Linked DNA regions of Homo sapiens: region 1 is linked to region 2. Evidence: chromatin loops called from intact Hi-C (ENCODE). Cell type or tissue: A673. All regions are shown on one strand. Links, peaks and the distances in the headings refer to the core of each region. The heading gives the core; the rest is flanking DNA. Region 1 has its middle 16 kb from the start of ATP8B1. Region 2 has its middle 64 kb from the start of ATP8B1.

Region 1 (5,383 bases), core at 158-5,157, 47 kb after region 2:
AGGGTTTAAGTGATTCTCATGCCTCAGCCTCCTGAGTAGCTGGGATTATAGGTGTGCATCACCGCATCTAGCTAATTTTGATATTTTTAGTAGAGACAACATTTCACCATGTTGACCATGCTGGTCTCAAACTCCTGGCCTCAAATGCTCTTCCCACCTTGGCCTCCCAAAGTGCTGGAATTAGTGGCATGAGCCACCACACCTGGCCTAAGTCATTTGCATTTCTTTCTTTCTTTCCTTCCTTCCTTCCTTCTTTTGAGACAGCGTCTGGCTCTGTCTCCCAGGTTGGAGTGCAGTGGCTTGATCTCAGCTCACTGCAATCTCTGCCTCCTGCTCTCAAGCCATCTTCCCACCTCAGCCTCCTAAGTAGCTGGGATTACAGGCACATGCCACCACATCTGGCTAATTTTTATATATATATATATATTTGTTGTAGAGATGGGGTTTCGCTGTGTTGCCCAGGCTAGTCTTGAACTCCTGAGCTCAAGCAGTCTGCCAGCCTCGACCTCCCAAAGTGCTGGGATTGCAGCCATGAGCCCCCGCATCTGGCCAAGATGCCGCATGTCTAACAAGCTTCCAACTGCTGCTGCTCCTGGTCCAGGGACCATACTTTGAGGAACAAGCCTCAAGAAGGTAGGTGGCAGGCCAAATTGCAATTGATGAACAAGTAGCAGGATAGCAGGCAAGACTTTGAGAAGCATCTTCAGCACATTATTTTTTTATTGTGGGAAAATATACACAACACAAAATTTACCATCACAACCATTATTATTATTATTTTTTAATTTGAGATGGAGTTTTGCTCTTGTTGCCCAGGGTGGAGTGCAATGGTGCAGTCTTGGCTCACTGCAATCTCCACTTCCCAGGTTCAAGCTCCTGCCTCAGTCTCCCAAGTAGCTGGGATTACAGGCGCCCACCACTACACCCAGCTAATTTTTATATTTTTAGTAGAGACGAGGTTTCATCATGTTGGCCAGGCTGGTCTCGAACTCCTGACCTCAGGTGATCCATTCGCCTTGGCCTCCCAAAGTGCTGGGATTACAGGTGTGAGCCACTGCACTGGGCCTCATCTTAACCATTTTTAAGTATACAGTTCAATGACATTAAGTACAATCATGATTGTGCAACCATCACCACCATCCACCTCCAGAAATTTTTCATCTTCCCAAACAACAACTCTGTCCCCATTAAACACGAACTCCCTCTAACCCCTCTCTCTAGCCCAGCAGTCCCCAGTCTTTTTGGCACCAAGGACTGGTTTTGTGGAGGACAATTTTTCCACAAACCAGGGTGGGGGATGGTTTTGGGATGATTCAAGTGCATTACATTTATTGTGCACTTTGTTTCTATTATTATTACATTGTAATATATAATGAAATAATTATACAGCTCACCATAATGTAGAATCAGTGGGAGCCCTGAGCTTGTTTTCCTGCAACTAGATGGTCCCATCTGGGGGTGATGGGAGACAGTGACAGATCATCACTCTCATAAGGAGTGAACAACCTAGATCCCTTGCCTGTGCAGTTCACAGTAGGGTTTGTGGTCCTGTGAGAATCTAATGCTGCAGCTGATCTGACAGGAGGCGGAGCTCAGGCAGTAATGTGAGTGAGACTGGTACTGGTCTGTGGCCTGGGGGCTGGGGGCCTCTGCTCTAGCCTCTGGCAAACACCATTCTACATTCTGTCTCTATGAATTTAACTATTCTAGGGACCTCACAAAAGTGGAATTGTACAGTATTTATCCTTTTGCGACTGGCTTGTTTTACTTAGCATCATGTTCTCAAGGTTCATTCACATGTCAGAATTTCCTACCTGTTTAAGGCTGAATAATATTTCATTGTATACATAGATGCATTATTTTTGAGCAAATTTATCTCTGTAAGAAAAGTGATCAGCTGTTTTGATTATAAAAGAACATACCCAGGGTGCTTCAGAGCAAAGGGAATCTATTAAACAACACCAAAGTCACTTCCCTAAATGGGCTGTCCTTTGTAATATGAAGATGACCTCCTTCTAGGGGTTCTGATCCGCCATCCTTTTCCCGTTCAACGTCAGTCAGGAAGTTCCTGGTTATCAATGGCATAACACGTTAGTTAGCAAGTAGTCAGCTGCTGCACTGTGATGATGAAGCTCAAAGCTAAGCTGCTGGAATAGGGCCAGAGGGATGAGGTCACCAGTGAGCCTGGCTCTCATGCTCTCAGGTGACCTCAAAGTGACAGAGAAGCTTTCGGTGGAAACACCTCAGTGACAACTCTGGGGACAGCACTGGTAATCAGTTTTTCCTGGTAGAGGTACTGCCGCCTCAGAAAAAGGAGGAAAAATAAATCCCCCAAAGGAAACGAACAAGGAGTTCTTTGCTGGACTAAAATGAAAAGGTTGACACCCAAAAATAAAACAATGTGAGAACATTCCAAAGGAAATACCCGGTCTGCATTTAGAAACATGAGAACTTACTTCCAGCAAGCCAGTAAGAACCAAACTGACCACCTGTGGGGAGTTTTTTTTTTTTTTTTATGAGTCTCAAATATAAGGAAGCTTTCCCCAAGGTCCAATCCTGATACAATCTCACCACGATCCCTGCAGTCTGGGGTTGACTTCTTCCTTGGAGCATAAACTTTTTCCCTGTTGCTCTTTTTCTGTGCTTACTTGGCATTTGTGAAGAAGGACTTATCTAGTTAGCGCTTGAACAGGAGGGAATTTTCTGCTCTGTATTCCAGAAACAGCCTGGCAGGATCTTAGATCTGAGAATTCAATGGGTCTGGGATGGAATGCTTCCTCTGCTACTCAGTATCTTTAGACAAGTTATTTATTTATACTACCACAGTTTCATTTATCTCATTGGTAAAATGAAGCTGAAGATAACTTCCACATAGGATTATCATAACGATGACACAAGATAGTCTTTATAAAAGTGTCTGGTCAATTTTCAAAAAAAGACATTTATGCAACCAACAAACACATGAAAAACAGCTCAACATCACTGACCATTAGAGAAACGCAAAAGAAAACCACAATGAGATACCATCTCACACCAGTCAGAATGGTAATTGTTAACAAATCAAGAAACAACAGATGCTGGCGAGGCTGTGGAGAGATAGGAACACTTTTGTATTCTTGGTGGGGAAGTAAATTAGTTCAACCATTGTGGAAGACAGTGTGGTGAGTCCTCAAAGACTTAGAACTAGAAATACCATTTGACCCAGCAATCCCATTACTGGGTATATACCAAAAGGAATATAAATCATTCTATTATAAAGATACATGTGTGCATATGTTCACTGCAGCACTATTCACAATAGCAAAGACATGGAATCAACCCAAATGCCCATCAATGATAGACTGGATAAAGAAAATGTGGTACATATACACCATGGAATACTATGCAGCCATAAAAAGGAACGAGATCATGTCCTTTGCAGGGACATGGATGGAGCTGGAAGCCATTATCCTCAGCAAACTAACGCAGGAACAGAAAACCAAACACTGGGTGTTCTCACTTATAAGTGGGAGCTGAATAAAGAGAACACATGGACACAGAGGGGAACAACACACACCAGGGCCTGGTGGTGGGGCAGCAGTGCTGGGGCTTGGGGTGGGGGGGCAGGAGGAAGGAGATCATCATGGTAAATAGCGAATGCATGCTGGGCTTAATACCTAAGTGATGCGTTAACAGGTGCAGCAAACCACCATGGCACACATTTACCTATGTAACAAACCTGCACGTCCTGCACATGTATCCTGGAATTTAAAATAAAATTTTAAAAAACTAAAAAAATTAATCAATAAAAGTGTCTGGTTACAGGGCACACTATAAATGTTGGTATGGATGTCCTTTCTGTATTTCTAATCCAGGCACTGTTAGGTAGAGGGAAACCAATGATGAGCATAAGTAGACAATGCCCACCCTCAAAGAGCTTCCAGTGTAGAAGGGAGACAGAGTGGGAAAGGAACAGAGTGATATGAGAATTATGAGAGCTATGATGAGGCTCCTTTGGCAAAGGTTTCTCCTGGAAGAGACCACTGACCTGCAGCCTGGAAGGTAAACTGGCCTTAACCAGGTGAGCGATAAGGCCTGTTCCAGGCCAAGGCCTCAAGGTGGCAAGTGACAGTGTTTGAGAGAAGACAGGATAGCTGAAGCCAAAAGAGAGAAGTTGAAACAGAGTGGAGGGAAGTGCCAGACTGGGCAGAGTGTTGATAGCCATGCCAGGTAGCTTTGTCTTTATTCTAAGATCACGGGAAGTCCTTGGGGGCGGGCAGTCACTGTTGAAGGCTAACATTTCACTTTTGGAAAGCTCCTTGGTCCCAGAGACAGACGGTGGCAGACCGGGATGGTGATGATAGAGATGGAGACAAGAAGATGGATTGGGAGCTTTGGGGGCCATAAAACCATGGGTTTCACATGGTATTTGCTCTAGACGCATTTGGAGAATAAATTGACGAATAGGATTGATGACTGACCCAGACATCAGTCTGAGACACAGGAAAAGTGGTGTGTGTATAATTTGGCTATAACCAGGAATGAAGGAGTGTGCACAGCTTGAATGAGCCCCAAAAACATTCTGCTGCGTGGAAGACATCAGTGACAGTGACAAAGGACCATGTAAGTGATTCCATTTCTATGAGATGTTAAGAATAGGCAAAAACTATTGAGATAAAGGAAATCAGTGGTTGCCAGGGTTGGGGAAATTGAGGGGTGACAGCCAAAGGGTATGGGGTTTCCTCCTGAAGCGATGAAAATGTTTTAAAATTGATTGTGGTGATCATTGAGCAACCCTACGAATATACTAAAATCCATTGAATTGCACATTTTAGATAGGTGAATTGTGTGGTATATAAATTACCTCTTTCTCTCTTTTTTTAGCTATGTCCTACGGGAAGGAATAAATTATATCTCAATGAAACTGTTACCAAAATAAGTCACATGGGGAGAAGAGTGTGAGAAGAAGGCTCATGGTCATGGGTACTGCTGCTCACTGCCTGAATAGTCCAGTGGGCCTGACCCCCAGGGTGGTGAGGTGGGTATTTCCTAACTCAGCATCCTCCCTGGCCCTTAATCCCACTCCCTGATGTTGGCCCTGACTCCTTCCAGAGCAAATGAGATGGTTCTGTCTTCAGACTTCCAGGAAAGGAAAAGAGAGGACAGTGTATTCTTTTTTTTTAAATTAATTAATTAATTAATTAACTAATTCTTTTTTTTGAGACAGAGTCTCGCTCTGTCACCCAGGCTGGAGGGCAATGGCGTGATCTTGGCTCACTCTGACCCCCACCTCCCAGCTTCAAGTGATTCTCCTGCCTCAGCCTCCCGAGTAGCTGGGATTATAGGCATGTGCCACCATGCCTGGCTGACTGTTTTTGTATTTTTTAGTAGAGATGGGGTTTCG
Region 2 (5,383 bases), core at 216-5,215:
TCTCAGCCTCCTGAGTAGCTGGGACTATAGGCATAAACCACCACACCCGTTTTTTTTTTTGTTTTTTTTTTTTTTTTAAATAGAGACGGTGAGGGGGTCTTAGTATGTTTCCCAGGCTGGTCTTGAACTCCTGGCCTCAAATGATCCTCCTACCTCAGCTCCCAAAGTGCTGGGATTGCAGGTGTGAGCCACTGGACCTGGTCTCAAATTTATGTCTTGCTTTTTAATTATTGTATTTTATTTTATTTATTTATTTTTTGAAACAGGGTCTTGCTCTGCCACTCAGGATGGAGTGCAGTGATGCAATCATGGCTCACTTAGGGTAACAGAAGCAATTTTTCACATAGTTTCAAACTCTGTCAAATCCTTTTAAGTGGTCACACAATATTTCATTGAGTTGACATGCCAAAGATTATTTAACCATTCTCCAATTACCTAACAGGTCTCTAATTGAGCTGTCATTGTTGTTCTTTGCTCTAGTATGAATAATGGTGCAATAAACAAAACTGTTCATAAAGGATTTCTTTTTAAAAATATTTTTGATTATTTCCTTAGGATAATATCCCAAAAATGGAGTTATCAGGTCAAAGCATTTTGCTAAATTGATTCAAGGAGTAGATTTTAGTATTTGTAAGACAGTTTTTAGTGACTTCTTTGCAGAGGTATAAATTCCTTTCAAACAACTACTGGCCATAGATAAACTGGAATGAAAGGAAATTTTTTTTTTTTCATATGGGGTGGGGGAATTCCCACTGGGAGTAAGTTTCAGAAACTTGAGTTCTCTGTCATTGGAAATATTTAAGTCCTCCTCACATCCTCATGGGCTTTCCACTGAATGGAAGTGACTCCCTGCCTAGGTGAGAGGGTGGTCTACTTCACTGTTTTCCTAACCAGTTTCTCATCAGAATCACTTAAAGAGCTTTTGAAAGTTAGACTCTAGATTCTGGGGCTCCACCCCAAACCTGCTGATTGATCCTCTACAGTGGCTTTTGGAAACCACAGAGCTACCTGCTCCTCCCGCCATGATTCCAACATCTCCTCTAACTACAATTCCATGATGTTGAGAGTCTTCAGATACAGTTGAGGTTAGAGAGAATGAAGTTCCTGACCAACGAAGAACTTCTCCCTTCATCTAACAACTGTTACATACCTTGAAGGGCACCCAGGAAAAGGTGCACAAAGATATTCTGCTTCTGCCATGGATCCTGACCCTGTGTGGACATCTCACCTGTTCCACTCCTGTTTTCTTATCTAAATGAACTGGGAATTTGCAGCAAGAGCTGCAGAGCCACAGCATGGATGATCCTGGAACTCTCACCACTGAAATTCCTTACCTTGTCTCCATACCATACCTTTAGCTTCAGGCCTAGTTCAGGGAAGTCAAACTCACCAGGCTCTCATGCTCTCTTCAGAAGCAGTGTGCAGGGAATGAGCCCCACAAGAGGTGTGGGCAAGTTCTAGTCTTCAGCTTCCTCAAGCACACAATAGTACATTTGGTCCGAATATTCTCTAAGGAAACTCCAAGAGCTAAACTTCATGGGTCAGTATGTTTTTTAAGTGATTGTGCCCAACAACATTGTATAGTATCAAAAGCAAAACACTTGCGTATTCTGCCACACCTTAGAAAACTGCTGGTGAAAATGTGTTTCATTTAAAATATCACCAAATTGTATGCACACTAATGACAGTTTTGTAAAATTATGTATTATCGTTCAAGATTATAAAGGAACATGGAGCTATCAGAACTTTTTGTGCTGGGGACAGGCACAGTGGCTCACGCCCGTAATCCCAGCACTTTGGGAGGCGGAGGCAGGGGGATCACTTGAGGTCAGGAGTTCGAGACCAGCCTGGCCAACACAGTGAAACCCTGTCTCTACTAAAAACATAAAAATTAGCCTGGCGTGGAGGCACACACCTGTAAATTCCAGCTACTTAGGAGGCTGAAGCACCATCATCACTTGAACCCTGCAGGTAGAGTTTGCAGTGAGCCAAGATTGTGATGCTTTCATTACAGCCTGGGCGACAGAGCAAGACTCTGTCGCAAAAATAATAATAATAGTAATAATAATAATAATAATAATAATAATAAAAGAAAAGTTTTATGAAGCATGAATGTCCGTTATAATTGCCTCTCTCTTTTTCTTAAAACTGAATTTTACTTATTCTAGGACTCTTTTTCAATATTTCCTTCAATATTAATAGCCATAAAAGTTGTCAAAGGAATGTTTTCTGGTTGTGGACTGAGAAAAGATGTTCTTAGCAAAAATAAGATTATTAGTAGTAGACAGTCAAGGATTTATCAAAGTTAATTTGTGGGGAGTTTGGATCTTTTCTATACCCCTCAGGGCTTCCTAATTTTGGAAAGACTGGGAATATTTTGAAATGAGCTAGCCAGGCATGGTGGCTCACACCTGTAGTCCGAGCACTTTGGGAGGCTGAGGCAGGTGGATCGCTTGAGGCCAATAGTTTGAGACCAGCCTGGCCAACATGGAGAAACCCTGTCTCTACAAAAAATGCAAAAATTAGCCGGGAATGGTGGAACAAGCCTGTAGTCCCAGCTACTCAGGAGGCTGAGGTGGGAGGATTGCTTGAGCCCAGGAGGCGGAGGTTGCAGTGAGCAGAGTATGCGCCACTACACTCCAGCCTGGGCAATGGAGTGAGACCCTGTCTCAAAAAAAAAGAAATAGGCCGAGCACTGTGGCTCACACCTGTAATCCCAGCACTTTGGGAGGCCGAGGTGGGTGGATCACAAGGTCAGGAGTTTAACACCAGCCTGGCCAATATATGAAACCCCGTCTCTATTAAAAATACAAAAATTAGCTGAGCATGGTGGTGGGCACCTGTAGTCCCAGCTACTTGGGAGGCTGAGACAGGAGAATTGCTTGAACCCGGGAGGCAGAGGTTACATAAGCAGAGATCATGCCACTGCACTCCAGCCTGGGTGACAGAGCGAAACTGTCTCAAAAATAAATAAATAAATAAAAAGAAATAAAAGAAAGCAAGAAAGCAAGCAAGAAAGGGAAGGAAGGATGGATTAAGAGGCTAAACTTATTATTTGGCATGAATATTTTATTCTGCCTAAATTTTTTAAATTGATAAATAATAGTTGTCTATATTTGGGGGGTACATGTGATATCCTTATACTTGTATATAGTGCAGTCTGTATATTTTTGTGTTCTCAGTGTTAAGAAAAGCATAGGACTCAGTAAATATTTGCTGAATAAACGAATATTTATTTATTTGCAAATAAGCAAATACCTGAATGAACACATGGATAGCTTTTATGGAAATGTATAAATCCAGTGTCTGGCAGAACTTTATGAGCTTTGCGATCATTAGCAAATAGTCATTTTTTCCGAATTTCACTTTTCACCTATACAATGGGAAGAGGCTGAACATAACACAGAGTTGTTATAGAGTTCAAAGACGGGGATGCAGTGTCTGGCATCCTGTCTGCTCTAAGGGCTTTTCCTTCACATTGAAAATTTTAAATCAGGGCCAGGCACAGTGGCTCATGCCTGTAATCCCAGCACTTTGGGAAGCCAAGGCAGGTGGATCACCTGAGGTCAGGAGTTCAAGACCAGCCTGGCCAACATGGTGAAATCCTGTCTCTACTAAAAATACAAAAAAAATTAGCCAGATGGGATGGCAGGGGCATCCCAGCTACTTGGGAGGCTGAGGCGGGGGAATCACCGGAACCCAGGAGGCAGAGGTTGCAGTGAGCCGAGATTCCACCACTGCACTCCAGCCTGGGCGACAGAGCAAGACTCTGTCTCAAAAAAATACAAAAAATAAAAAATAAAATTTTAAATCATTTATTTTTATAAGAGAAGGGGGATCTAGGTTTTTATTTGTCCCTAACCAACTTTGTCACGTCGACTCCTATACATATTGGAGTTTTTGGCATTTTGGTAGGAATTCTTTTTCTTTTTCTTTTTTCTTTTTTTTTTTTAGATAGGGCCTTGCTCTGTTGCCCATGTTAGAGTGCAGTGGTGAGATCACAGCTTATTGCAGCCTCAACCTCCCAGGCTCAAGCCGTCCTTCCACCTCAGTCTCTTGGGTAGCTGGGACCATAAGCGTCAGCCACCAAAATCAGCTAGTTTTTAATTTTTTTTAGTAGAGGCGAGGTTATGATATATTGCCCAGGTTGGCCTCAAACTCCTGAACTCTAGCGATCTGCCTGCCTTGGCCTCCCAAAGTGTTGGGATTACAGTTGTGAGCCACCGTGTCCTGCTCTTTTAAATTCTGAAATGAAGCCAAACCTCACAGTAATGCAGAACTCTATATTTCTTATGAGCCTCCTACATGCTAAAAACTTGATAATCTAGAATCATTGGGGAATAAACTACTCCAGAATTGTGTCTAGTTTTCTATATAAGTCAGAATTGCACAGGTTGGGATGAGAAGCCTATATTTTTTCCTCTCTCTCTCCAGGGAATTCAGAGGCAGAGCCATGCTTGGGAACTCCTGGTGTAACTTTTCATTTCACAGGCGAGGACATGGAAAGACTTGCCCACGATGGTCAAGGCTGCAAGCTGTTCTTGACCCTTGCTCTTCTAGCAGACTCACTAGATCCTTCAGCCAGTTTATCATTTGAATGCACGTTTCCACCCTGCTTCTTGTACTTTCCTGTGATTTTGTCCCCAGCGCTGTTGTAGAAAGTCTGTACTAAGAAGGCGAGACAGTCCTCCTAGCACAAAGGCCACCAGCGTCATTCATTTTGGGCTGGTCTTTGGGTCATGCAAATCCTGCCATTGGCTCCTAGCCAATAGTTAAATTCTACAAAGACAAGCCAGCACCTACACACTGGCCCAGGAAGCTGGGCTAATCCTTTCCCTCTGCCCATGCAAACTGGAGCTGTGGGTCAGCCACAGGTATTGTGAGAGCTTCTAGAGACCAACCAGGCAGCTCAGCATGGTGGTGATGAACCTGGATCTGGAGCTGGGCTTCTGGGCCCACGTTCCATCTCCCATATTCACTGTATCCCCTCAGGCAAATACCTTCCTCTTGAAATGAGGATAATAATATTACCCACCTCATAGGTTTGTTATGAGGATTACACGGGCTAATATTTGTAAAGAGCCTTGGCATGTAGCAGGGACTAGCTAAGTGCTGGATAAGTAATTTATTAAACATGTTTCAAAGCACTTTCCACCTGTCTTGATAATGGGCCTCTGATGCCTCTTAGAGGAATGAGTGATTAGACCCTGCCAAAACACATTCAGCTTTTTTATTTTTTATTTATTTATTTTTTGAGACAAAGTCTCACTTTGTCCCCTAGGCTGGAGAACAGTGGCGCGATCTTGGCTCACTGCAACCCCCACCTCTTCTTCTGGGGTTCAAATGATTCTTCTGCCTCACCCTCCCAAGTAGCTGGGGTTAC

Evidence for each region. Peaks named below come from ENCODE experiments on the same cell type or tissue, not always from the same donor. Only the 100,000 strongest peaks of a DNase experiment are listed, where the experiment ranks them.
Region 1: a loop joins it to region 2, with 5 times the contacts of the local background. A loop is called at or near these places in 5 of 110 quality-filtered maps.

Annotation. Positions count from the first base shown.
Region 1 is chr18:57,816,971-57,822,353 of GRCh38, reverse strand. No RefSeq gene overlaps it. Among named protein-coding and RNA genes, the nearest start is that of ATP8B1, 16 kb to the right of the region's middle. In A673, for the core only: no CTCF peak of the experiment used is centred there; a DNase peak (open chromatin) is centred at 2,153.
Region 2 is chr18:57,864,396-57,869,778 of GRCh38, reverse strand. No RefSeq gene overlaps it. Among named protein-coding and RNA genes, the nearest start is that of ATP8B1, 64 kb to the right of the region's middle. In A673, for the core only: no CTCF peak of the experiment used is centred there; no DNase peak of the experiment used is centred there.